Linked DNA regions of Homo sapiens: region 1 is linked to region 2. The links are chromatin loops, found by intact Hi-C in ENCODE. Cell type or tissue: GM12878. All regions are shown on one strand. Each heading gives the region's core, and the rest is flanking DNA. Links, peaks and the distances in the headings are about the cores only. Region 1 has its middle 92 kb from the start of SLC30A10. Region 2 overlaps RAB3GAP2 (RAB3 GTPase activating non-catalytic protein subunit 2).

What was found. Hi-C counts contacts between places; a loop is a spot of excess contacts. Peaks named below come from ENCODE experiments on the same cell type or tissue, not always from the same donor. Only the 100,000 strongest peaks of a DNase experiment are listed, where the experiment ranks them.
Region 1: a loop joins it to region 2, with 3 times the contacts of the local background. A loop is called at or near these places in 2 of 110 quality-filtered maps.

The regions. Positions count from the first base shown.
Region 1 is chr1:219,828,387-219,844,534 of GRCh38, forward strand. It overlaps a transcript of LOC105372926 not described here. Among named protein-coding and RNA genes, the nearest start is that of SLC30A10, 92 kb to the right of the region's middle. RefSeq lists enhancers at 4,608-5,553, 10,649-11,392 and a silencer at 7,027-7,227. In GM12878, for the core only: a CTCF peak has its summit at 9,544 (motif pointing right); a DNase peak (open chromatin) is centred at 9,543.
Region 2 is chr1:220,171,914-220,183,290 of GRCh38, forward strand. It overlaps RAB3GAP2 (RAB3 GTPase activating non-catalytic protein subunit 2), which reads right to left. Exons shown (of 35, transcript NM_012414.4): 20 at 10,805-11,018; 21 at 10,344-10,441; 22 at 724-829; 23 at 1-136. Among named protein-coding and RNA genes, the nearest start is that of MIR664A, 23 kb to the right of the region's middle. In GM12878, for the core only: no CTCF peak of the experiment used is centred there; no DNase peak of the experiment used is centred there.

The DNA of each region.
Region 1 (16,148 bases), core at 5,007-13,006, 340 kb before region 2:
GTGTGCGATGTTATCTCATTGTGGTTTTGCCACTTGAATTTCTCTAATGATCAGTGATATTGTTTTTCATATGTTTGTTGACCACATGTAGGTCTTCTTTAGAAAAGTGTCTTTTCATGTCTTTTGCCCACTTTTTAATGGGGTTATTTGTTTTTTCTTGTAAATTTCTTTAAGTTCCTTATAGATGCTGGATATTAGACCTTTGTCAGACGCGTAGTTGCAAATATTTTATCCCATTCTGTAGGCTGTTTATTCTGCTAATTGATAGTTTCTTTTGCTGTGCAGAAGCTCTTTAGTTTAATTAGATCCCATTTGTCAATTTTCGCTTTTGTTGTGATTGCTTTTGGCATCTTTGTCATGAAACCTTTGCCCATTCCTGTGTCCAGGATTGTATTGCCTAGATTGTCTTCCAGGGTTTTTATAGTTTGAGGTCTTACACTGAAGTCTTTAATCCACCTTGCATTGATTTTTGCATGTGGTATGTATGAGGAAGGGGTCCAGTTTCAATCTTCCACATATGGCTAGTCAGTTATCCCAGTACTATTTATTGAGTAGGAGTCCTCTCCTTATTGTTTATTTTTGTCAGCCTTGTTGAAGATCAGATGGTCCTAGATGTGCAGCCTTATTTCTGGGCTCTCTATTCTGTTCCATTGGTCTATGTGTCTGTTTTTGTACCAGTACCATGCTGTTTTGGTTACTGTAGCCCTGTAGTATGTAGTCTGAAGTCAGGTGACGTGATGCCTCCAGCTTTGTTCTTTTTGCTTAGAATTGCCTTGGCTATTCAAAAGCCCTTCATTTTTAAACAGGGGCTTAGGGGCACTGAATTCCTGTGGGTTCTCCTGGTTGACTAAGCTGGAATAGACTGGTGAGCCAGAGGGACCTTCAACCTAGACATGAGGCAACTCTAAGCTGAATGACAGGTTTATTCTCTCTATTTTTGGTATATTTAAATTTTATAAAATGAAACATATTTTAAAAAATTATCCCCTAACAGTACAGTATTTATCCAGCTCCAGGTTTTCATGTTCCACCTTCATATTATTATTTTGTAATATCTTATACAATATTTTTCTTTCTATTGACTTTAAACCGATCCACTATTTTACCAAGATTTGTACTAATGATAATACTAATGATAATACTCAAGATTTGTACTAATGATAATACTAATGTTATCACAGGTTTGATGAACTAGTGTTGTCATTTTCTAATATACATTAAGATCAGTGTGTAACTATCAAAAGAAAAATATTTCTGCCAGTACAATTTGTAGCAATTATTCAGATCAACAACTATATACAGACCCTATTTTGGGAAACACCAACAGGAAAAAAGTTAACAATCACAAGTCTTTCAATTAGACTGAAACAAAAGGAACACTGAGGAGGGGAGCAAATACTGCCTTTATAAAGTGTTATGGGACCAAGCTGAGAAAGACCTCGAATGCCAAGTCCTTTGGTGGTAACATCTCAACTACTGAAGAAATGAAATTATCAGCCAGGGAAATGGGATTATCAGAGCTACACTTGAGAGAAAGCAATGAGTTACAATGTGTAATAACTGAAATCCTGATCTTCCCCCACCCCCAAAATATGCTCCTCTCAGGATCTTCCCCTTTCAGTTAAGTGACAGCCCCTTCCCGCCTCCATTCTCCCAGTTGCTCAGGCTGAAATCCTTGTCTCTTTTTCCCAGTCATCCACAGCCCATCCATCAGCAAACCCTTTTGGTTTTACTTTCCAAATAGAACCAGCCTTTTCTCACCATTTCTACAAGTACCACCAACTACAAAAAAGCATCATCTTTTTAATTTTTTTTTTTATTTTTTAGGAGCAGGGTCTCACTCTGTCACCACGGCTGGAGTGCAGTGGTGCAATCATAGTTCACTGCAACCTCAAACTTCCAGGCTCAAGCAATCTTCCTGAGTAGCTAGGACTACGGGGCGTGCCACCATGCCCAGCTAATATTTTTATTTTTTGTGTGTAGAGACTAGGTCTCACAATATTGCCTGGGCTGGTCTTGAACTCCTGGCCTCAATGGATCTTTCTGCCCCAGCCTCCCAAAGCGCTGGGATTACAGGCATAAGCCACCACACCAGGCCTCATTTGTCTCTTGCTCGTAGTATTAAATAGCCTCCTAATGGCTTCCTGCTTCCTTCTTATCTCCTCTGCAGTCCTTTCTCCACAAAGCAGCAAGAAGTATCTCTTTTTTAAATAAAATACTTGTGTGTGTATTTTATAAAAACACGTGGCCTTACATAATCTCAGCACAATTATCAAAATCAAGAAAATTAGCACTGATAGGATACTATTATCTAATCCCCAGTTGATAGTCATATGTAATTGATTGTCCCAATAATGTCCTTTAATAGCTCCCACCTACCCCAGTGCAAGATCCAGTTCTATATCACATCGTGTATTTATCTGTTATGGCTCTTTGTTCCCGTTTAATCTGAAATGATTCCTTAGCCAATTTTTTTGTTTCTTAGCCTGAATATTTATTTAAAAAAATATAAACCAGTTATTTTGGAGAAGGCTTCCCAGTCTGAATTTTTCTGATATTTCTCCATGATTAGGATTCAGGTAATGCCTTCTGGAGGGCAGAAAAACCATGAAAGAGATGTGGTGCCCTCAGTGCTTCCTTTCCAGAAGCACACAACGCTAGTTTGTCTATTTTTCGTCATATTAATGGTGATTCTTTATGAACATCTGACAATGTTCTTCAACCATAAGTACGTTCCTGCTTTCTCCCCCGTACTTCCTTTGCAGGTAAATACCTTAAGGTTATGCAAGTAACTGTTCAATCATCAAACTTTCAATCACTAGTTTTGGCATCCATTGATAATTTTCTAAATTCACTGTCCCTTCTACATTTATGAATTGGCAATACAATGTAAGGAGAAACATTTTTGTCCCTCCAATTTATTTATTTATTCACCCATTCATTCATTTACCTTAGTACAAACTCATAAACCTTAACTGAATTTATTGGTTTATAATCCCAATTTTATGCTAAAATTGGTCCAGATTTGGTAAATAAAACCTCTTTAAGCTAGTTGCTATGTCCTGTTTATTATTATTATTATTATTGTTATTATTATTATACTTTAAGCTCTGGGATACATGTGCAGAACGTGCAGGTTTGTTACATAGCTGCACACATGCCATGGTGGTTTGCTGCACCCATCAACCCGTCATCTACATTAGGTATTTCTCCTAATGCTATCCCTCCCCTACCCCCAACCCCAGATAGGCCTAAAACCATAAAAACCCTAGAAGAAAACCTGGGCAATACCATTCAGGACATAGGCATGGGCAAAGACTTCATGACTAAAACACCAAAAGCAATGGCAACAAAAGCAAAAATTGACAAATGGGATCTAATTAAACTAAAGAGCTTCTGCACAGCAAAAGTAACTATCATCAGAGTGAACAGACAACCTACAGAATGGGAGAGAAAATTTTTGCGATCTATCCATTTGACAATGGGCTAATATTCAGAATCTACAAGGAACTTAATTGAATTTACAAGAAAAAAACAAACAACCCCATAAAAAAGTGGGTGAAGGATATGAACAGACATTTCTCAAAAGAAGACATTTATGCGGCCAACAAACATATGAAAAAAAGCTCATCATCACTGGTCATTAGAGAAATGCAATTCAAAACCACAGTGAGATACCATCACATGCCAGTTAGAATGGCGATCATTAAAAGGTCAGGAAACAACAGATGCTGGAGAGGATGTGGAGAAATAGGAATGCTTTTACACTGTTGGTGGGAGTGTAAATTAGTTCAACCATTGTGGAAGACAGTGTGGCGATTCCTCAAGGATCTAAACCAGAAATACCTTTTGACCCAGCAATCAGATTACTGGGTATATACCCAAAGGATTATAAATCATTCTACTATAAAGACACATGCACACGTATGTTTACTGCAGCACTGTTCACAATAACAAAGACTTGGAACCAACCCAAATGCCTATCCATGATAGACTGGATAAAGAAAATGTGGCACGTATACAACATGGAATACTATGCAGCCATAAAAAAAGACGGGTTCATGTCCTTTGCAGGGACATGGATGAAGCTGGAAACTATGTTCTTTTTTTCAAAAAAAATGAACTTTTTATTTTGGAATAATTTTATATTTATAGAAAAGTTACAAAGATGGTAGAGAGCTCACATATACCCCTTACCCAACTTCTCCCACTATAACCATTTTACATTACCATGGCACTGTTCTCAAAACTAAGTAACCAGCAGTGGTACATTACTATTAACTACACTCCAGACTTTATTAAGGTTTACCACTTTTTCCACTAAGGCCCTTTCTCTGCTCCAGGATCCAAGGCAGTATGCCATGTTGCATTTTGTCCTCGTGTCATCTTAGTCTACTCTACTCTCACAGTTGTTCAGTCTTGCCTTGTATTTCATGACCTCAAAAGTTCTGAGAAGTACTGGTCAGGTAATTTTTAGAATATACCTCAATACAGGTTCATCATATGTTTTCATCATGATTCAACATGGATTATGGGATCTGGAAAAGAATACCACAGAGATGAGGTCCTCTCGTCATCATAGCAAAACAGGAAGTAGTGTGGTAGCAACATGACTTATTACTGGTGATGTTAAACTTGATCATTTTGGTTAAAGTAGTGTTTGCCAGTTTTCTCCACTGTAAAGTTACTATTTTCCCCTTTCTATATCTACTCACTGGAAATCAGTCACTATGTCCAGTTCACACTTTTGGAGAGTGAGGAGAGGGTAGATTATACACACATACTATCTGAAATTCTTCTGTAATGAAAATTTATTGCTCATCCTTCATTAATTTGATTATTCAATTATTTATGTATAGCAACATAGGCTTATGTACATTTATTTTATACTTGTGTTATAATTCAATGCTACATTTAAAAAAAAATTACTGTTTAAATTCTTCCAGTTTTGGCCCCCAGGAGCTCTTTCAGGTTAGTATGTCTGTCCCATGCATGCCTACATGCTTTTACTTTCTGAGCACTTCCTTATTTCCTGACACTACAAGACTCTCCAGGCTCATCTTGTATTTTTCGCACTCTTGCCCTAGAATCAGCCATGTCTCCAAAAAGCCCTGGCCCCTTTCACTGAAAAACAATCTTTAGAAAAAGCAAGATCTGAGTGTTCAGCGTGCTCATTGCTCCTGGGGTGGCACTGGCTCTAGACCAAGAAACTTCCTTTTAAACCATAAGCGAGAGAGGCATGGTGGTGAGAGATGAGGCTTGAACACCCACTGGGTTTTTGTTGTGCTGATCTCAGTAAGGACCAAAGCAGTAATTTACATTCTAGATCCTCTGGGAAAACAGAATAAATCCCACAGATGAGTTAGTTGGGAGAAAAACATGAACATAGGTGATGCAGTGCATGCCAGAATTGAGAGAACTAGATGAAAAAGGAGTGTGCAAGGACAGGCCTGGTGTATGCCTGTGCCCAGTGAAATTATAAATCGCATGCTCTTTGCACCCAAAAGTGTCCCCATTTGGACTACAAATTACCTGGTCAACTTAGAAACTGCCTTGAAGATGAGATTTGTGATAGCTGAGCCACTGATTAAGAATATTACAATGTTTTGCTGTGTCAAACAATGTAATCATTCCTTTGCACATTTTATAGAAATTTTTATAAAGATTTAAACCATATTTCAGTGTTTCTTGGATGTCAAATGTGCCTCCGTTAAATGTGCTTCTTTTCTCTTTGGCACCTAGCTGTCCTCCCCAGGCTAAGCCCTCCCTCCAAAGAGGAAAAGAGCTCCATCTGAAAAATCCATTTGCTACAAGAGATAGAAAGAAGTTATTTAGGCAGATAGTATGGGTAAGAGAGTCCTCAGCAGAATTTCCCTTTTAATGAAAAACAGCCTCAAACTCGTTTCTTTTCTAACAACTGCCTGAAAAATCGAGCTGCAGACATAGATACAAGCAAGCTAGAAGCTTGCACAGGTGAATGCTGGCAGCTGTGCCAATAGGAAAGGGCTACCTGAGAGCCAGGCATGTTCCACATGGAGGCTCTATCTTCCCTTTTCTTTGTCACCACGTGTACAGTAAGGAAACAGGCAACATGGCATCAGCCAGATAGAGAACCCATCTGCATAATAAAAGATTAGGGTGGGGTGGCCAGCTTTTTCATGCCCTATGCAAATGGCACATCTAGCCCTAACCAGTTTTTCGCACCCTATGCAAATGACACACCTGGTCCAACCAATCTTTTGTGCCCTATGTAAATCCAATACCACCTCCTCAAGCTCATCTATAAAACCTGATGTATTTCACAATGGACCAGAAAACCTGCTCGGGACCCCTCTCTCTGCAGGAGAGAGCTCTTCTCTTTCTTTCACCTATTAAACCTCTGCTCTTAACCTCACTGCTCGTGTGTCCGTATCTTTGATTTCTTTGGCGTGGGACACTGAACCTCGGGTATTACCCCAGATGAATGATGCTGCTTTGCATTGTTTCTATAGTCAATTGACCTCATCAATTGTGCTCAGTTTATAATCTCTGAACTTTTTCTACCTGAGGCCCTTTTGGTGTCCTAGGAGAAGATATGACAAATAGGAGGAAAGAAATTTAGAAATTTACCTTCTTTTTTTTTTTCTTCTTGAGACGGAGTCTTGCTCTGTCGCCAGGCTGGAGTGCAGTGGCGCAATCTCTTCTCACTGCAACCTCTGCCTCCCAGGTTCAAGCGATTCCCCTGCCTCAGCCTCCCAAGTAGCTGGGACTGCAGGCACATGCCACAATGCTCAGATAATTTTTTTGTATTTTTGTAGAGATGGGGTTTCACCTGTTGGCCGGGATGGTCTTGATCTCCTGGCCTCGTGATCTGCCCGCCTTGGCATCCCAAAGTGCTGGGATTACAGGCGTGAGCCACAGCGCCCAACCAACAAATTTACCTTCTAACCATCTTTTCTCGCTTACCCCATCCTCTTTCAGCTTGACCTGTATCTTGGGTAACATCTTAACCTTATGTCCACAGCTTCCTCCACTGTGTGTCCTCGCTTCACTTCAACACACCATCTTGAAGGACACAGGACACAGGTAGCATGGGAAGTAAGCTTCATGCAAGGATCTAGAGTTCAGATTTTGACATTTGAAACCACTACTGTTTATGCAGCAAGAAAAAGAAAAAGTTTTCTTCTTAGATTAAAAAAAAAAAAGGCAGAGCAAACTATACAGTGTAATTTGAAAACTCCAGCTGTCCACCCAACAAGAAAAAGGAGTCCAGTAATTCCTGGCAATGACAGAAATTTGGTGAATGTACATAGTGCTAAATTTGGAATCTAGCTGAACACTCATTTTTAAATTGGTTTTATGAAACAATGATTGCTCTAGAAAGTGTGGTCCTAGAAAATTTAATCAACTGCAAAAGAACCAATAGAGTTTGTGAAGGCTTGACAATTAAATCGTTTTAAATATTTAACTAAAAGGGTCTCCTGGTTTCTTTCAAAGTTGTACCAGCAAGGGTTACCTAAGTGCAAGCAAGCCCAGGTGACATTTTTATATTTCCAGGAAACTCTTGTGCCAGGATTCAGCCCTTAGAGAATGATCAAATCTTCATTAAAACTCCCAAAAGTAGGAATTGAGACCAGGAAATAAGACATTCTCACTCCACCAGTGTGTTTAGTGCCAGAGCTCAAACTGTGAGAGCTGCTCAGGAAAAGGTCTTAGACCTGGCAAAGGATGTGTTGTAAAAACCCACAGCCCCCATAGCGACCTGCCCCATTTCCTGCAGAAAGAGGCAAGGACCTGCCCAGAGCCAGAGGTCAGAAGGTAGCTGTGGAGTAGCCCTGCTCAAGTGGCCTCCTTAACCTGGTGTCCTGAGAATGTGGCTCAGAGCCAAGCCTGGGAAAATCTGGAGAGTCCATCTGAGGTTCAAGGTACAGTCCCTTCCTCTCACCACCTCCTTCTTTTGGGGGGCTGTGGTCGGGAGGGTGGTTTCAGGAAGCAGGGTCTTGCTCTGATACCCTGGCTGAGTGCAGGGGCACAATCACAGCCCACTGGGGCCTCAACTTCTTGGACTCAGGTGATCCTTCCACTTCAGAATCCCGAGTAGCTGGGACTACAGACATGCGCCACCCTGCCTGGCTAATTTTTTTATTTTTTGTAGAGATGTGGTCTCGCTATGTTGCCCAAACTGGTCTCCAACTCCTGGGTTCAAGTAGTCCTCCCACTTCAGCCTCCCGAAGTGCTGGGATTACAGGCATGAGCCATCTTACCCAGCCTCTTTCTTCAATCTCAGGACCAGGCTCTACCCTGGAGTGACTGTACCAATGGCAGGTATCAGAATCAATTTATTTTCATGCTTCACCTTTTCATGCTTCACCTGCCTATGTTCACAATTCAGAGCAATAATTCCAATGAGAGTTTCATCATCACCTCTCTATTTTTCACTGATGGTGTTGTCATTATTGGGGTTAGGGCAAAGTGGGGCATAATAGCAAAGACATGAATTCAACTTAAGTGTCCATCGACAGAGGATTGGATAAAGAAAATGTAGCATATATACACAAAAGAATATACACTGCCATAAAAGAGAACGAAATCACATCTTTTGCTGCAACATGGATGGACCTAGAGGTCATTACCGTAAGTAAAAACATCTCAGAAACAAAGCCAAATACCGCATGTTCTCACTTAAAAGTGGGTGCTAAATAACATGTACACATGGACGTAGAGTGTGCAATAATAGTCACTGGAGACTCAAAAGGGTGGAGAGGTGGGAGGGGTGAGGAATGAGAAATTAATTACTTGATGGGCATGACGTAGGTTATTTGGGTGATGGTTACACTAAAAGCTGAGACTTTACCATTGTGTAATATATCCATGTTAAAAAAAAAAACTGCACCTATACCCTTTAAATTTATACAAATTTTATAAGAAAGTGAAGAAGTAGAATTGTCAATGAGTGCCAATTGTTAATCAGGAGACTCTTGTTCTGATACTACTACAACTTACCATTGGATTTGAGAGATGTTGCTTAGATTCTTCAGGAGTCAGTTTTCCCATCTATAGAATGAGAGTCCGGAGCAGGTAAGTATAGTGTAATGGAAAGTCCACAACACTGAGTCACAATTCCTGGTGTGAAACCTAAAGCACCTAATTTAGCCTTCCTTTGCCTAACTCTCCTTTCATTTAAAATGGAGATAATAAGATCTGTGTTGTCTATTTTTCAGGGCTACTTTGAGGGTCAAATCATGTGAGAGTTCTTTAAAAACTTTTCAGCGATACATAAACATACAGCGTTACTCTAACTGTTGCTGCTTTACCATTGTCTTCTAAGTTCCCTTTACATTCTAAAATCATGATTTCAAAGTCTTTCAACATGAAATACTGTACCTGGCATTCCCTTAACTCTTTCATGGTCTTTCATGTATTCAGCCTTGGAATGTGATCTTAGAACAAATGAACCAAAGACAACACCAACATCCACCTCTGCTTTCTCGCTCTTTCAAGTTCTAACAGTCGAGAATGTGAATGCTCAGTTACTTAGAATAAAGATCGTCCAGTAGATGGTGCTGCTGTCTCTGAAAATGGACTGAGAAACCAAAGCGACTTCATCTTCCCTACTAAAAAGTTTGGAGAATACAGTTGAGGCCAGTCTATGGAGAGCCTTGAGTGGTAATCAAAGAGTGTTTGAGTTATTGTCTATTCAGTGTGAGGTCAGTCCACAGTGTGAGCCGAAAAAAAACAATGATGAAAGACATTAATTGGAAAAGTTAATTTGATAGAAAACTAAAGGATAGGATGTAGAAGACAGTGACCTGTTCAAGCGTGAAAAGACAGAAAGGCCTTGAGTTTCCAGAGTCTATAGACAAGTAATAAAATGCATAACAATAATAACAATAATTTAAGTAATATTAATTTTTAATAAGTTAATATCAACATAATTATTATTATGAAGCACTGTTCTAATCACTTTACATAATGTTAACTATTTAACCTTCACAATAAAGCTATGAAGGAGGAATTGTTATTATGCCCATATTATAGAGGAGTAAACTGAGGTTGAGTAACTTGCCCAGAGTCACTCAGCTCATACATGGACTTGAGCTGAGATTCATATCTAAGCAGTAGGCTCCAGAGTGTGTGCTCTGGTGACCTACACTAAAATGGCTTCATCTTTTACAGCCCCCATGGTAAACAGCAATAACATCGAACAAATCATCGAACAATAACATCCACTAAATGGATGATTAGAAAAGAGTAAGATGACAGTCCGGCCTTTCCCACCCTGAATTTAAGGTGAGGACAGGGTGTACCTCACTTAAACCAATGAAGTCATTTGGTCCATTCACTATCTTAATCAACATGGGATTCCCTTTTACAACTTTTCAGAATGGTTATTATAAGGTCGAAAATGAAAGGCAAGGTCATTTTCTCCTAAGACTTCATCTTTTCCTTACAACCAAATTGGCCTTTGTTTGTCAGGCTTAAAATCAAGGTGAAAGGTTCCTTCACTGCTTCCTCTGTGTATAAGAGATAGTGTTGGCTCCATATCTGTTCACCCATCCACCCATTTTTTAACATAGCCACATCTTGACTTCTTACAGGAACAAGGACAAGTTGGAGGTAGAGAGGGGAAAAATCTAGTGCATAGCATTTATTTTTGATGTAACAGTGTATTTTGTCATTTTTTCATTTGTATTTTCAAGTGCATCTCATTGCAAAGTGTTCAGGTCACTTTGCTCTTTGAAGGCTCTCTAATTGACATTAAATCCATAATGTATTGACGTAGAGTGAATTATAGGAACCTAACAGTAAGAGAAAGGAAAGAGGAGCCACTTATGAGTTGAACTGTCACGGAGCTGCTGTTCCTTCGGCACTACTGAATGCAAATTCTTGGTATGTTCCTAAGGATGCTAGACTTCCCAGTCTACAGAATTTGAGATCTTTCTGTTGAAAAATAAGAAATGTTGGGGGGGTGGCGCCAAGATGGCTGAATAGGAACAGCTCCCGTCTACAGCTCCCAGCTTGAGCGACACAGAAGACGGGTGATTTCTGCATTTCCATCTGAGGTACCGGGTTCATCTCACTAGGGAGTGCCAGACAGTGGGCGCAGGACAGTGGGTGCAGCACACCGTGCGCGAGACGAAGCAGGGCGAGGCATTGCCTCGCTCGGGTAGCGCAAGGGGTCAGGGAGTTCCCTTTCCTAGTCAAAGAAAGGGGTGACAGACGGCACCTGGAAAATCGGGTCACTCCCACCCTAATACCGCGCTTTTCCGACAGGCTTAAAAAATGGAGCACCACGAGATTATATCCCGCACCTGGCTTGGAGGGTTCTATGCCCACGGAATCTCGCTGATTGCTAGCACAGCAGTCTGAGATCAAACTGCAAGCCGGCAGCGAGGCTGAGGGAGGGGCGCCCGCCATTGCCCAGGATTGATTAGGTAAACAAAGCAGCGGGAAGCTCGAACTGGGTGGAGCCCACCACAGCTCAAGGAGGCCTGCCTGCATCTCTAGGCTACACCTCTGGGGGCAGGGCACAGACAAACAAAAAGACAGCAGTAACCTCTGCAGCCTTAAATGTCCCTGTCTGACAGCTTTGAAGAGAGCAGTGGTTCTCCCAGCACGCAGCTGGAGATCTGAGAACGGGCAGACTGCCTCCTCAAGTGGGTCCCTGACCCCTGACCCTTGAGCAGCCTAACTGGGAGGCACCCCGCAGTAGGGGCAGACTGACACCTCACACGGCCGGGTACTCCTCTGAGACAAAACTGCCAGAGGAATGATCAGACAGCAGCATTCACAGTTCACGAAAACCCGCTGTTCTGCAGCCACCGCTGCTGGTACCCAGGCACACACGGTCTGGAGTGGACCTCTAGCAAACTCCAACAGACCTGCAGCTGAGGGTCCTGTCTGTTAGAAGGAAAACTAACAAACAGAAAGGACATCTACACCAAAAACCCATCTGTACGTCACCATCATCAAAGAACAAAAGTAGATAAAATCACAAAGATGGGGAAAAAACAGAGCAGAAAAACTGGAAACTCTAAAAGGCAGAGCGCCTCTCCTCCTCCAAAGGAATGCAGCTCCTCACCAGCAACGGAACAAAGCTAGATGGAGAATGACTTTGATGAGCTGAGAGAAGAAGGCTTCAGATGATCAAACCACTCCGAGCTACGGGAGGAAATTCAAACCAAAGGCAAAGAAGTTGAAAACTTTGAAAAAAATTTAGACGAATGTATAACTAGAATAACCAATACAGAGAAGTGCTTAAAGGAGCTGATGGAGCTGAAAGCCAAGGCTCGAGAGCTACATGAAGAATGCAGAAGCCTCAGGAGCCAATGCGATCAACTGGAAGAAAGGGTATCAGTGATGGAAGATGAAATGAATGAAATGAAGCGAGAAGGGAAGTTTAGAGAAAAAAGAATAAAAAGAAACGAGCAAAGCCTCCAAGGAATATGGGACTATGTGAAAAGACCAAACCTACATCTGATTGGTGTACCTGAAAGTGACGGGGAGAATGGAATCAAGTTGGAAAACACCCTTCAGGATATTATCCAGGAGAACTTCCCCAATCTAGGAAGGCATGCCAACATTCAAATTCAGGAAATACAGAGAATGCCACAAAGATATTCCTCAAGAAGAGCAACTCCAAGACACATAATTGTCAGATTCACCAAAGTTGAAATGAAGGAAAAAATGTTAAGGGCAGCCAGAGAGAAAGGTCGGGTTACCCACAAAGGGAAGCCCATCAGACTAACAGTGGATCTCTCGGCAGAAACTCTACAACCCAGAAGAGAGTGGGGGCCAATATTCAACATTCTTAAAGAAAAGAATTTTCAACTCAGAATTTCATATCCAGCCAAACTAAGCTTCATAAGTGAAGGGGAAATAAAATACTTTACAGATAAGCAGATGCTGAGAGATTTTGTCACCACCAGGCCTGCCCTAAAAGAGCTCCTGAAGGAAGCACTAAACATGGAAAGGAACAACCGGTACCAGCCACTGCAAAATCATGCCAAATTGTAAAGACCATCAAGGCTAGGAAGAAACTGCATCAACTAACGAGCAAAATAACCAACTAACATCATAATGACAGGATCAAATTCACACATAACAATATTAACTTTAAATTGTAAGTGGACTAAATGCTCCAATTAAAAGACACAGACTGGCAAATTGGATAAAGAGTCAAGACCCATCAGTGTGCTGTATTCAGGAAACCCATCTCACGTGCAGAGACACACATAGGCTCAAAATAAAAGGATGGAGGAAGATCTACCAAGCAAATGAAAAACAAAAAAAGGCAGGGGTTGCAATCCTAGTCTCTGATAAAACAGACTTTAAACCAACAAAGATCAAAAGAGACAAAGAAGGCCATTACATAATGGTAAAGGGATCAATTCAACAAGAAGAGCTAACTATCCTAAATATATATGCACCCAATACAGGAGCACCCAGATTCATAAAGCAAGTCCTGAGTGACCTACAAAGAGACTTAGACTCCCACACCTTAATAATGGGAGACTTTGACACCCCACTGTCAACATTAGACAGATCAACGAGACAGAAAGTTAACAAGGATACCCAGGAATTGAACTCAGCTCTGCACCAAGTGGACCGAATAGACATCTACAGAGTTCTCCACCCCAAATCAACAGAATATACATTTTTTTCAGCACCACACCACACCTATTCCAAAATTGACCACATACTTGGAAGTAAAGCTCTCCTCATCAAATGTAAAAGATCAGAAATTATAACAAACTATCTCTCAGAACACAGTGCAATCAAACTAGAACTCAGGATTAAGAAACTCACTCAAAACCGCTCAACTACATGGAAACTGAACAACCTGCTCCTGAATGACTACCGGGTAAATAACGAAATGAAGGCAGAAATAAAGATGTTCTTTGAAACCAATGAGAACAAAGACACAACATACCAGAATCTCTGGGACACATTCAAAGCAGTGTGTAGAGGGAAATGTATAGCACTAAATGCCCACAAGAGAAACCAGGAAAGATCCAAAATTGACACCCTAACATCACAATTAAAAGAACTGGAAAAGCAAGAGCAAACACATTCAAAAGCTAGCAGAAGGCAAGAAATAACTAAAATCAGAGCAGAACTGAAGGAAATAGAGACACAAAAAACCCTTCAAAAAATTAATGACTCCAGGAGCTGGTTTTTTGAAAGGATCAACAAAATTGATAGACCGCTAGCCAGACTAATAAAGAAAAAAAGAGAGAAGAATCAAACTGACACAATAAAAAATGATAAAGGGGATATCACCACCGATCCCACAGAAATACAAACTACCATCAGAGAATATTACAAACACCTCTATGCAAATAAACTAGAAAATCTAGAAGAAATGGATAAATTCCTTGACACATACACCCTCCCAAGACTAAACCAGGAAGAAGTTGAATCTCTGAATAGACCAATAACAGGCTCTGAAATTGTGGCAATAATCATTAGCTTACCAACCAAAAAGAGTCCAGGACCAGATGGATTCACAGCCGAATTCTACCAGAGGTACAAAGAGGAACTGGTACCATTCCTTCTGAAACTATTCCAATCAATAGAAAAAGAGGGAATCCTCCCTAACTCATTTTATGAGGCCAGCATCATCCTGATACCAAAGCCGGGCAGAGACACAACCAAAAAAGAGAATTTTAGACCAACATCCTTGATGAACATTGATGCAAAAATCCTCAATAAAATACTGGTAAACCGAATCCAGCAGCACATCAAAAAGCTTATCCACCATGATCAAGTGGGCTTCATCCCTGGGATGCAAAGCTGGTTCAATATACACAAATCAATAAATGTAATCCAGCATATAAACAGAACCAAAGACAAAAACCACATGATTATCTCAATAGATGCAGAAAAGGCCTTTAACAAAATTCAGCAGCCCTTCATGCTAAAAACTCTCAATAAATTAGGTAGTGATGGGACGTATCTCAAAATAGTAAGAGCTATCTATGACAAACCCACAGCCAATATCATACTGAATGGGCAAAAACTGGAAGCATTCCCTTTGAAAACTGGCACAAGACAGGGATGCCCTCTCTCACCACTCCTGTTCAAACATAGTGTTGGAAGTTCTGGCCAGGGCGATTAGTCAGGAGAAGGAAATAAAGGGTATTCAATTAGGAAAAGAGGAAGTCAAATGGTCCCTGTTTGTAGATGACATGATTGTATATCTAGAAAACCCCATTGTCTCAGCCCAAAATCTCCTTAAGCTGATAAGCAACTTCAGCAAAGTCTCAGGATACAAAATCAATGTACAAAAATCACAAGCATTCTTATACACCAATAATAGACAAACAGATAGGCAGATCATGAGTGAACTCCCATTCACAATTGCTACAAAGAGAATAAAATACCTAGGAATCCAACTTACAAGGGACGTGAAGGACCTCTTCAAGGAGAACTACAAACCACTGCTCAATGAAATAAAAGAGGATACAAACAAATGGAAGAACATTCCATGCTCATGGGTAGGAAGAATCAGTATCATGAAAATGGCCATACTGCCCAAGGTAATTTATAGATTCAATGCCATCCCCATCAAGCTACCAATGACTTTCTTCACAGAATTGGAAAAAACTACTTTAAAGTTCATATGGAACCAAAAAAGAGCCTGCATCACCAAGTCAATCCTAAGCCAAAAGAACAAAGCTGGAGGCATCACACTACCTGACTTCAAACTATACTACAAGGCTACAGTAACCAAAACAGCACGATACTGGTACCAAAACAGAGATATAGATCAATGGAACAGAACAGAGCCCTCAGAAATAATGCCGCATATCTACAACTATCTGATTTTTGACAAACCTGACAAAAACAAGCAATGGGGAAAGGATTCCCTATTTAATAAATGGTGCTGGGAAAACTGGCTAGCCATATGTAGAAAGCTGAAACTGGATCCCTTCCTTACACCTTATACAAAAATTATTTCAAGATGGGTTAAAGACTTAAACGTTAGACCTAAAACCATAAAAACCCTAGAAGAAAACCATTCAGGACATAGGCATTACCATTCAGGACATAGGCATGGGCAAGGGCTTCATGTCTAAAACACCAAAAGCAATGGCAACAAAAGCCAAAATTGACAAATGGGATCTAATTAAACTAAAGAGCTTCTGCACAGCAAAAGAAACTAC
Region 2 (11,377 bases), core at 1-8,000:
ATCTGTGCAGCAACAGAATGCCCAACATGCGCAGACAACAGAGCGGCTCCATTGTTCTCAGACTGAATACAGGCTGTGCGCATCTGCTGCCACCATGGGGACACAGACTGAGAATCCCAGGTCTCATCGATGGCCACTATAGGGATAGGAGAAAACAGAAAAATAAACTCTTACCCTGTCAATTTTTTGGACTAACCATTTATGTTAAACATAATGTTAAAACTAAGTTACCTACTGATGTGTTTTTGTATTTCTCAATGAAGTGGAAGTCTAACAATCTATTTTATTCAGAACATTTATATTCCATTTATTTATGATCTTTTAGTCATCTTTGTTCTGAATCAATATAAATCCTTATTTGGAATATTTCATCATTACTGAAAACTGTTGAATATTTTAACAGATTAATATTCTGATAATCATACAAAAAATAACAAGAAAAACATTGCCTTCCCCGAAGACCATTCCATTTGCCTTACTGAGTTAAGATGTATTGTTCAAATCATGTTATTTTTTTATGATGATACAAAATATAAAATTTCATAAATTAAAGCATAAGTCAAATGCATTAAGAGTATTCTATTAATACATAAAAGAATCTCTACGGTGAAATGTTTTGTACACTACAGACTCCTTTTGTTAAGGGATCCTATCCACTCTCCCATCTTTTTGTGACATTTCAAACACGAAACTTTGTTGACGAGAGCAACAAACTTTGTTTACCTTTCATCTTGCTCAGGAGGGACAGCATGGTATGAAGACAGCAGATTGACTGTGGTTTATCCAAAATATCCTTTTCCTTTGAAAGCCAAACACTCAGGAGCAGAGACTGAAATCAAATTTAAATCTTTTTCAGTCTAAAAAAAAATTTAGCATAGACAAAATCTTACACTTTCCTAGACAGCAGATGCATGCATATGGATGATGCAGCTTCTTGAGGTGAAAAAATTAGTGGTTGCTTGCTGTATCATGTAATCTGAGAGGGAATATGAGGTACCTTGTCTACCTAGGAGATTCTCTATAACCTGTTGTATATTTAAACTTCACTGTTTCCAAACCTTCTTTGGGTTAAGCATTGCCTTCCAATCCAAATCTCTATTAAGGAGCATATTACCAGACAGGAGTTACTACTACGTGAGCATAGATCTGCTGTTGATGAACGAGGTGCCACTTGGCTGTAGGTTTTGACTGGAGAGAGAGGTAGGATCTGTAGCTGTGGATCTTAGCCTTGCCTTGGCTGTACAAAGGTATTGCAGACGTGGCAGTGAGGAGCAAGTACATAAAAGTATCAAACTCCAATTTTTAAATCACTAATAAGTTATGAAAAAACAGACTTTAAACCAAAAAACTTAAGTCAACATAAGTGACTTTTAAAATGGCTGTAAACCAGCATACCTACTTGAAGCTGAAATTTTTTTAAGATTTATAAAATTGGTTCACAGATAATTCTGGGATAATGAAGTTTAATGAAATGGTGTTACATCTGTAAGTACTGGTATCTCTGAAAGGCCTTGATTAATTATAATACTGCAATACTTTTATGTGAAAAATAGCTCTAAGTTAAAAGACTGACTGTTAGTTTAAATGAATTATTTCAAATAGTTTTCAAAAATTAAGGAGGGTAAAGAGTTGAAGGAGAAGAAGCACATGAAAGAAGTGAATTTATGAGGACGACTTAGGGCCAGGAGCTGTGATAAGTACGTGACATGCACATCACCTCCTTTTATCCTAATAACTTCTGTGGCAGGGATGATGATCCAGATTTCAGAAATGATGAAATAAGCTCATACGGGAAAGCTAACATGTCCAGCACTACAGTTAATGAGTTAGAACTAAAATTGACACACCTGTAATCCCAGCACTTTGGGAGGCCGAGGCGGGCGGATCACGAGGTCAGGAGATTGAGACCATCCTGGCTAACGTGGTGAAACCCCATCTCTACTAAAAATACAAAAAATTAGCTGGGCGGGGTGGCAGGTGCCTATAGTCCCAGCTACTTGGGAGGCTGAGGCAGGAGAATCACTTGAACCCAGGAGGCGGAGGTTGCAGTGAGCTGAGATCATGCCACTGAACTCTGGCCTGGGCTACAGAGCGAGACTCTGTCTCAAAAAAAAAAAAAAAAAAAGAAAAGAAAAGAACTAAAATTGGATCCATGTTTATCAGATCTCAAATAAATTTAAAAAAAAGAACTAAAATTTGAAAATAAACCTGCCTGATTCTATTAATAACATGCGTATTTTCTCTTCTCCCCCTTTAAAAATGTTCACATGTGTATGAGGATATATACATGTACATATAAATTTATATATGCACTTAATTTTTACACTTACGAAACCACACATATATACACACACACACATACACGCACACTCTTTAATGCCTTCTATTTTTTTTCCTTTTTTGGTCTAATTTCCCTTCCAAGGGCCTCCTCATACCAGCTCCCTTTTTACCTCATCCCATATAGACACCCTTTAAAAAACTTTTTGTGGGTACATAGTAGGTAGGTGTATATTTGTATGTGGTACTTGATATGTTTTGATACAGGCATGCAACATGAAATAAGCACATCATGAAGAATGGAGTGTCCATCCCATCAAGCATTTACCCATTGAGTTGCAAACAATCCAATTACATTCTTTAAGCTATTTTAAGATGCACAGTTATTATTGACTATAGTCACCCTGTTGTGCTATCAAATAGAAGGTCTTATTCTATTTTTTGTACCCATTAGAAACCTTTTTTAAAAAACAAATATATCTTCCATGCTCATAAATAATGACAATGTTAACAACAATAAATGCTAATGGCTACATAAAGGTTACTATGCTCCAAGCCATTAACAGCTTTATATGTATAGATACATATATCGTACTTTTGAGGGAGGATAAGGGGGAGTCACTGTCACAACAATGGGATCATAATTACACCATGTTCCTTCCACTTGCAACCCAATATCCTGTTTAACCAACAAAATTCAGAATGACCTTAGTTTATTTATCAGGGGAATTTCCTCTCTTCTAGACTTCCCCTTAACCTCCATAACCTGATGCTTTTCACCACTAGGTAGGCTGAAAAAATTGGTTGCCTATACAGTTAACAAAGACATTCTATACTCAATCAAAAATAACTCTGTCTCGCTGTTTTATGTGCATGTATACTGGGAAGCAAATCAAAAAGAAATGTTGGGGGAGAGCAGAATTTATCTTATATTTTAGGCTCACTGTTAAATTGCCACTAGATTCACTTTGATAAATTTTACATACAAAATGTCTGACCTGGGCCTGTTATTAAAGTGCATCAGATTTCTTTTCTTTTCTTTTCTTTTTTTTTTGAGACAGAGTCTCACTCTGTTATTTAGGTTGGAGTGCAGTGGCGCGATCTTGGCTCACGACAGCCTCCGCCTCCCAGGTTCAAAGTGCCTCAGCCTCTCAAGTAGCTTGGACTACAGGCGCGAGCCACCATGCCCGGCTAATTTTTGTATTTTTAGGTAGAGACGGGTTTCACTATGTTGGCCAGGCTGGTCTCGAACTCCTGACCTCGTGATTCGCCCGCCTTGGCCTCCCAAAGTGCTGGGATTACAGGCGTGAGCCACTGCGCCCGGCCGGAATACCAGATTTCTAAACATACCTATAGATTTAATGTCTCTTAAAGCTTGGTTCATTTCCCCATCAACAACAAAGTTTCAAAATGCTCATCAAAATTGGCAGCCAGAAGTTTATTTTATATTAAGGCAGCCAAAAAAATTAAATGCCATGCCTTGGACCTCTCTTCACACTATGAATTCCACTTTTCTCTCCAACCAACCTCTCCTCTACCCACCATCACTTGTAATAAAATTCTGAAACAAACAAAAAACCTGCTCTGCTTAACTTTGCTTCTTATTTCTCCCTAGGTTACCTCCTTCTATTTCCCACCCTACAGGTAGTCTCTGTTTATAACCTAGAGTGTGTTTTTCCTGTTTTCTATAAACATTAAAACTTCCAAACAGTCAAGCTTTTGTTTGTATATAGGAGATCAGTATAAAATAGAGGATGCCAAAGAAACTATCAGAACATAATCATATAATTGTAGAATCACTTATAAGCAATATAGATATTTTAAATTGCAGGAAACATTAAGATGAAAGAAGAAAAATAAAGAAGTGAATACAGAGATAAATTAAGTTACCACATAGAAACACATATATGGACACATATAACAGGAGAAGAGTCTAGTGTATAAAGGTAACTACCTCCATAACTAGTAAATACAAAATAAGATATTCTAACAGTCACAACAAAGAATGCCACATTACATTATTCATAATATATTTATATTATGAATTCACATATTAAAATATTAACTGTTATCTCACATATAAATATGTTATATATTGACATATAACCAGATGATGTCTAAATAATAGATTTTGAGTAACAGAAACCTTGAGGTCACCAAGATGGCGGAATAGAAGGCAACCTACTTATATTCTCTCACAATAAGGTGGTTGATCTGTCCCCCTGAACTGACTTCCAGATTGAAGCCCAGAAACAGCCCAGTCCCCACAAGGGGCTTGGCTACTTCCCTGTTTGCCCATGATCCTGCCACCAAAACCATTTGCCATGGGGTCCAGAAAGAACTGTACACACTAGTGTTTTGGCAGAAAGGCTAGTCTGCCCGCTAGCACTGGTCTCAGCAGTGGGCTGGAAAGTAGCCTTGTGGTGCTGCTCTCACCTTCCTTAGCTGAGGTCCCAGCTCAGAGTTGCTTGCATAAGGACCCAGAGGCAGACTCACCCATATCTCTCAGCCCAGGACTCAGAGCCTCCCTGACAGGCTCACCAACCTCTATCTCACAGCAGATCCCCCTCAGGGCCCCCTCACTGCAGCTGGAGAACTATCCTATCTGTGCAGGAACTTGCTGAAGACACATGCCTCTCTGAGCCAACATGAGACACACCAGCCTCCATTCCCACAGCTGATCCCAAGAGGGCCCAGTCTCAGCTCAAGCCCCTCCTGTTGCAGTTGAGGAATTACCTCACTTGTGCAGGAACCTGCTGGGCGACACATAACCATCTGAGCCAACAAAACAGGCCCCCCAGCCTCCTTTTCACACAGATCCTAAAGAGGTCCAGTCTCACTTCTACCCCCTCTAACTGCAGCTGGGGACCCATCCACCTGTGCAGACACCTGCTGGGATGCATACCTGTCGGGGCCACCAGGACAGACTTCTGGACCCAGGTCCCTGGCCAGTATTCCCAAATAGCCTCAGTACCCTCCTTGGGTCTTCCCCCAGTCCATGAAGGATAGAAAGCCACATAAACTTCAGAGCTCTTGAGAGACCTGCAGCAAGCCTGGGCTTAGAGTGATGTCAAGTGTTGCAGTGGTCACAAGCTCAGGGAACATGAAAGTCAGTCAGCTTAGAATCCCTGGAAGGCCCTCTGAGGAAGGTCAAGTACAAACAAAGCCAGACTGTGAAGACTAAAGTACATACCTAATATATCAATGCACAATACCATCGTACTACCACAAGCATCGAGAACATTCAGGGAAACACGACCTCACCAAATGGACAAAGAAAGGCACCAGAGACAGAATCTAAAGTGAGGGAGATGTGTGATCTCTCAGACAAAGAATTCAAAATGGAAGCTCAACAAACTTTAAGAAAACCCACACAATCTATTCAAAAATTTATCAGAGAAATTTTTAAAAGGTTGAAATACTAATGAAAAAAATCAAATAGAAACCTCGGAGCTGAAAAATAAATAAAATTAAAAATGCAATATAGAGCATCAATAGCAGAATTGATCAAACAGAAGAAAGAATCAGTGAATTCGTTGATAGACTATTTAAAAATACATAGTCAGAGGAGAAGAAAGAAATGAAATGAATGAAAAGGAATGAACAAGGTCTATAGGATCTATAAAACAACATCAAAAGAGCAAATATTGGGGTTACTGGAGTTAAAGAGAGAACTGAGAAAGACAAAGGAGTAGAACGTTTACTCAAATAAGTAATAACAGAAAACTTTCCAAACCAGAATATACAGGTACAGGAAGGTCAAGGGTCACCAATCCGAGTTAACTCAGACAAGAATACTCCAATTTACAAACTCATAAGGGTCAAAGACAAAGAGAGAATTTAGAAAACAGCAGGAGAATAGAAGCAAATAACATATAAGATAGATCCAATATGCTTGGTAGCAGATTTCTCAGCAGAAACCTTACAGGCCAAGAGGGAGTGGGGCAGTATGTTCAGAGTGTTAAAGGAAAAAAACTGCCACCTAAAAATACTGTACGTGGCAAAGTTATTCCTTAGAAATGAAAAAGGGAAATAAAAGATTTCCCGAGACAAACGAAAGCTGAGGGAATTTACTGCTATCAGACCTATCCTATAAGAAATGTGTGATTTCTTAGACACTAAAGGGAGTTCTCCAAACTGAAAGAAAATGATGCTAATGTGATTGTCATACTAATATTCTAATCACGGTGCTTAAACCACATATATCTTTAGTAAGAAGACTAAAAGAAAAAACTATCAAAAAACTGACAATTTGTTAAGAGACAATAACATAAAATGATGACATCAAAAATGCTAAAATGGGGGGAGAAGAGAGTTAATGCGTATAGGTTTTCTTTTTATGGTTTGTTGGTTTTGCTGTTTTGTGATCAAAGTTAAGCTGGTATCAGTTTTAAATACTTGTTGTAACTAGATTTTTTTTGTAAGCCTCATGGTAATCACAGTGCAAAGCCTACAATAGATACACAAAAATCAAAAGTAGCGAATTGAAACATACTACAAGAGAAAATCACTTAACTATAAAAAAAAAGACAGAAAAAAGAGAGGAGTTACACAGCAACTAATAAACAAGTAACAAAATGGCAGTAGTAGGACCTTACCAATCAATAATAACACTGAATGTAAGTGGGCTAAATTCTCCAATTAAAAGACACAGAGTGAGCTGGGCACAGTGATATGCACCTATAGTCCTGGCTGACTGGAAGGCTGAGAGGAGATAATAGCTTAGGCCCAGGAATAATAATAATAAAAAAAAGACATAGAGTGACTCAACAACATAAAAGTGTATACTGCATACAAGAAACTCACTTCACCTATAAAGGCTAACATAGACTGAAAGTGAGGGAATGGAAAAAGATATTCCATAAAAATGAAAACCAAAAAAGAGCAGGAGAAGCTGTACCTATATCAGACAGAATAGACTTTAAGTTGAAAATTATAAAAAGAGACAAAGGGGAGGCTGAGGCAGGAGAATAACTTGAACCTGGGAGGTAGAGGTTGCAGTGAGCCGAGATCATGACACTGCACTCCCGCCTGGGCGACAGTGAGACTGTCTCAAAAAAAAAAAAAAAAAAAAAAAGAAGACAAAGATGGTAATTATACAATGAAAAAAGAGTCAATTCAGCAAGAGGATCTAACAATAGTAAGTATATATGCACCCAACAATGGAGCACTCAAATATATAAAGCAAATATTAATAGATCTAAAGGGAGAGACAGACTTCAATACAGTAATAACAGAGGTCTTCAACCTCACTTTCAGGAATGGACAGATCTTCCAGGTAGAACATCAATAAAGAAAGATCAGAGTTAAACTACATACTAGACCATATGGACCTAATAGACATTTATAGAACATTTCACTTGCTGCTGCAGAATACACATTCTTTTCATCAGCACATAAAACATTCTCCAGGACAGACCATATGTTAGCCACAAAACAATTCTCAACAAATTTTAAAAAGTCAAAATCATGTGAAGTATTTATCTGACAACAGAATAAAAGTAGAGATCAGTAACAAGAGGAACTTTGGAAACTGCACAAATACAGATATTAAACGACATGCTACTGAACAACCAATGAGGCAAGGAAGCAACTAAAAATAAAATTTAAAAATTTCTTGAAAAAATAAAAATGGAAATACAACATACTAGAACAATGGGATGCAGCAAAAGGAGTGCTAAGAGGGAAGTCGGCCGGGTGCGGTGGCTCACGCCTGTAATCCCAGCACTTTGGGAGGCCGAGACAGGCAGATCACGAGGTCAAGAGATCGAGACCATCCTGGCCAACATTGTGAAACCCCGTCTCTACTAAAAATACAAAAATTAGCTGGGTGTGGTGGCGCATGCCTGTAGTCCCAGCTACTCAGGAGGCTGAGGCAGGAGAATCGCTTGAACCCAGGAGGCGGAAGTTGCAGTGAGCCGAGATCGCACCACTGCACTCCAGCCTGGTGACAGAGTGAGACTACGTCTCAAAAAAAAAGAAAAGAGGGAAGTCTATAGTAATAAACACCTCAATAAAAAGACTCCAAATAAACAATCTAACAATGCACCTCAAGAAACTAGAAAAGCAAGAACCAACCTAAAAATTAGTAAAAGAAGTAATAAAGATCAAGCAGAAATAAATGAAATTGAGAATAAAAAAATTACACAAGATCAACAAAAAAAGTTGTTTTTATTAAAAAAGATAAACAAAATCAACAAACCTTTAGTTAGACTAAGAAGCAAAGAGAAAAGACTCAAATAAATAAAATCAGAGACAAAAAAGAAAACATTACAATTGATACCATAGAAATACAAAGGATCATTAGAGACTATTATGAACAGCTTTATGCCAACAGCAGTAGAGAAACAGAAAACCTCAACAAACCAGTAATGGGTAACGAGATGGAAGCAGTCATAAAAAGTCTCCCATCACAGAAAAGCCCAGATCTGATGAATTTCCTGCTGAATTCTTTCAAACATTCAAAGAAGAACTAATATCAATTATACTCAAACTATTTCACAACATTGGAGAGGAGGGAATACTTCCAAACTCATTCTATGAGGCCAACATTACCCAGATACCAAAACCAGACACATACATAATAAAAACAACACATTAAACCATCAACAAGCTCACAGAGGTAGGATGCCCAAATCCTGGCCAAAATATAACATGTAAATGGGGGTGTGTGAAAGAGTATGCAGTTGGCCCTCTGTATCCATGCATTCCACATCTGTGGATTTAATCAACTGTGAGTCAAAAATATTCAGAAAAAAAAAGATGGACGGTTCCATCTATACTGAACATGTACAGGCTTTTTTCTTGTCATTATTCCCTCAACGGTACAGTTTTAACAATTTACACATTTACATTGCAGAAAGTATTATAAGTAACCTAGATATGATTTAAGGTATACAGGAGATGTGCATAGGTTACATGCAAATACCACACCATTTTAACTTTTTTGCTTTTTAGAGACAGGGTCTCACTCTATCACCTAGGCTGGAGTGCAGAGGTGCAATCAGCACATCCTTGATCTCCCTGATTCAAGGGATCCTCATGCCTCAGCCTCTTGAGTAGCTGGGAATACAGGGACATGCCACCATGCCTGGCTAATTTTTTATTACACCATTTTTTATCAGGACCTTCTGTATCCATGGTTTTGGTAATGGAGGGGGAGGTTCCTGGAACCAATCTTCCATGGGTGCTGAGGGACAACTGTGTATGCATGCATGTGTAGGGGATAGGTAATAACAAAGAAGAACAAGGAAGATGGGGTAACTTTCCTTGTTTTTTTCAGAAAGGGTAAAAATTTAGTGTTGTATTTCCTCCTTGGATGATTCTTTTGTTTTATATTTGTTATATTAGAGATTACATTATAATATATATTCAAAGTCTGAAAATGTTTGGTAACAATTCCACATTGCTTTATGGGAAGCTTATTTTGTTTTTAAGATATTTTTCATTGTAACATGACAGTTTTTTACTGATGATCCAATTCCACTGTAAATGCACGCATATAGATGGGTGCACACAGATTCTAAACTTATTTTAGGCCAACTATACGATATGCTTGTTAACATTTACAGAAAATTGGCCAGGCATGGTGGTTCTTGTCTGTAATCCAAAAGCTTTGAGCGGTCATGCGGGGAGGATTGCTTCAGGCCAGGAGTTTGAGACAAGCTGGGCAACATAGCGAGACCCCCATCTCCACAAAAGTAAAAAAAAAAATTGCCCAGTAGTCTCAGCTACTCAGGAGGCTGAGATGGGAGGATGGCTTGAGCCCAGGAGGTTGGGGCCACAGTGAGCGATGATCACACCACTATACTCCAGCCTGGGTGACAGAGCAAGACTCTCTCTCTCTCTCAAAGTAAAAGAAAAAAAAAATTACAGGGTATAAGAAAAATAAATAATATTACTTCTATTAAATATGGTGATTAAAATTTTCTTTGATCATTTTTAGAAAGTTTTCATGGACATTCTGTGATATCCTAAAAGACAATAGTTAAAAAAAAAAAGAAGACTGACACTTCTGGGTGACATTCACAAGGAAGAACAGCATCCAGCAACCAAAAAAACCTTACCAACAACAGCTGAGGGCTAAGACCAGCCGACTCCAAAGTGTGACACATATCCTCAGTGGAGCTTTCTCCATGCAAACACTTCCAAAAAAAGAAACTACCTGGTAGAAGAAAAACAAAGCACATTAATCAATGACTACTTACCATTTGGACTAACAATCTTATTGAATCACAATCTGGAATTCCAGAGAAACAAAACATTATGAAGGAAGAGAAATTAATTGTTCAATTTGCTTGATTTATTAAAGCAGAAAGCAAATCATGATCCAATATTGTCTCTTTAGTATACTCATTAATACAACCTGTTGACCAGAGTATCTTTTGTTGGCCAAAAAATACAGTACATTAAATCCTTTCATTATTTAAATTTCAAAACAAATGGAATCTCTGAGATGCTATATGTTCCTACCATGTTTTCTTCTAAAAGAAGAGGCATACAAAGACCAGTGTATTATTTTACCTACCTAAAGCCACATATTCCTCTTCACTTATTTTCTTTATGTTGAGCACATCCTTTTCATATTCTAAATATTCCAAGAATGTTTTTACAGGCAACACACCATCTTTATCATCAGAAAATCGAACATTTGTCCTGGTGTTCTCTTGCTTATATTTCTCTAGTAATGCCTGGAGCTTAAGCAGTTCTTTTTCATCAAGCCTTAGTAACAGAGCCAAGTCCTTTAAAACAGAAAACAAAACAAAACAACATTCCACATCTATCACCCACATTATCTGAACTGAAATTCAAGGCTGTAAGCAAAAGTCGACTTTTTAATTAATATAATACCTATCATGTATTCTGCTTAAAACTTTACTTACAAATCACGTTTCATGAGTAGGAAGTTATTTAAATAAAGTAAACTATAATTTTGAAACACTGCATGTTTGGTACCAAACCAAACATGGTACTAGAGGTAGGTACTAAAAGAAATGGTATTAAAAGTACCATTTTAGGATATTTCTTGAGGGTACTTTATTATCTTCTAGAATGTTAGCATTTTTTTTTTTTTTTTGAGACAGGGTCTCACTTTGTTACC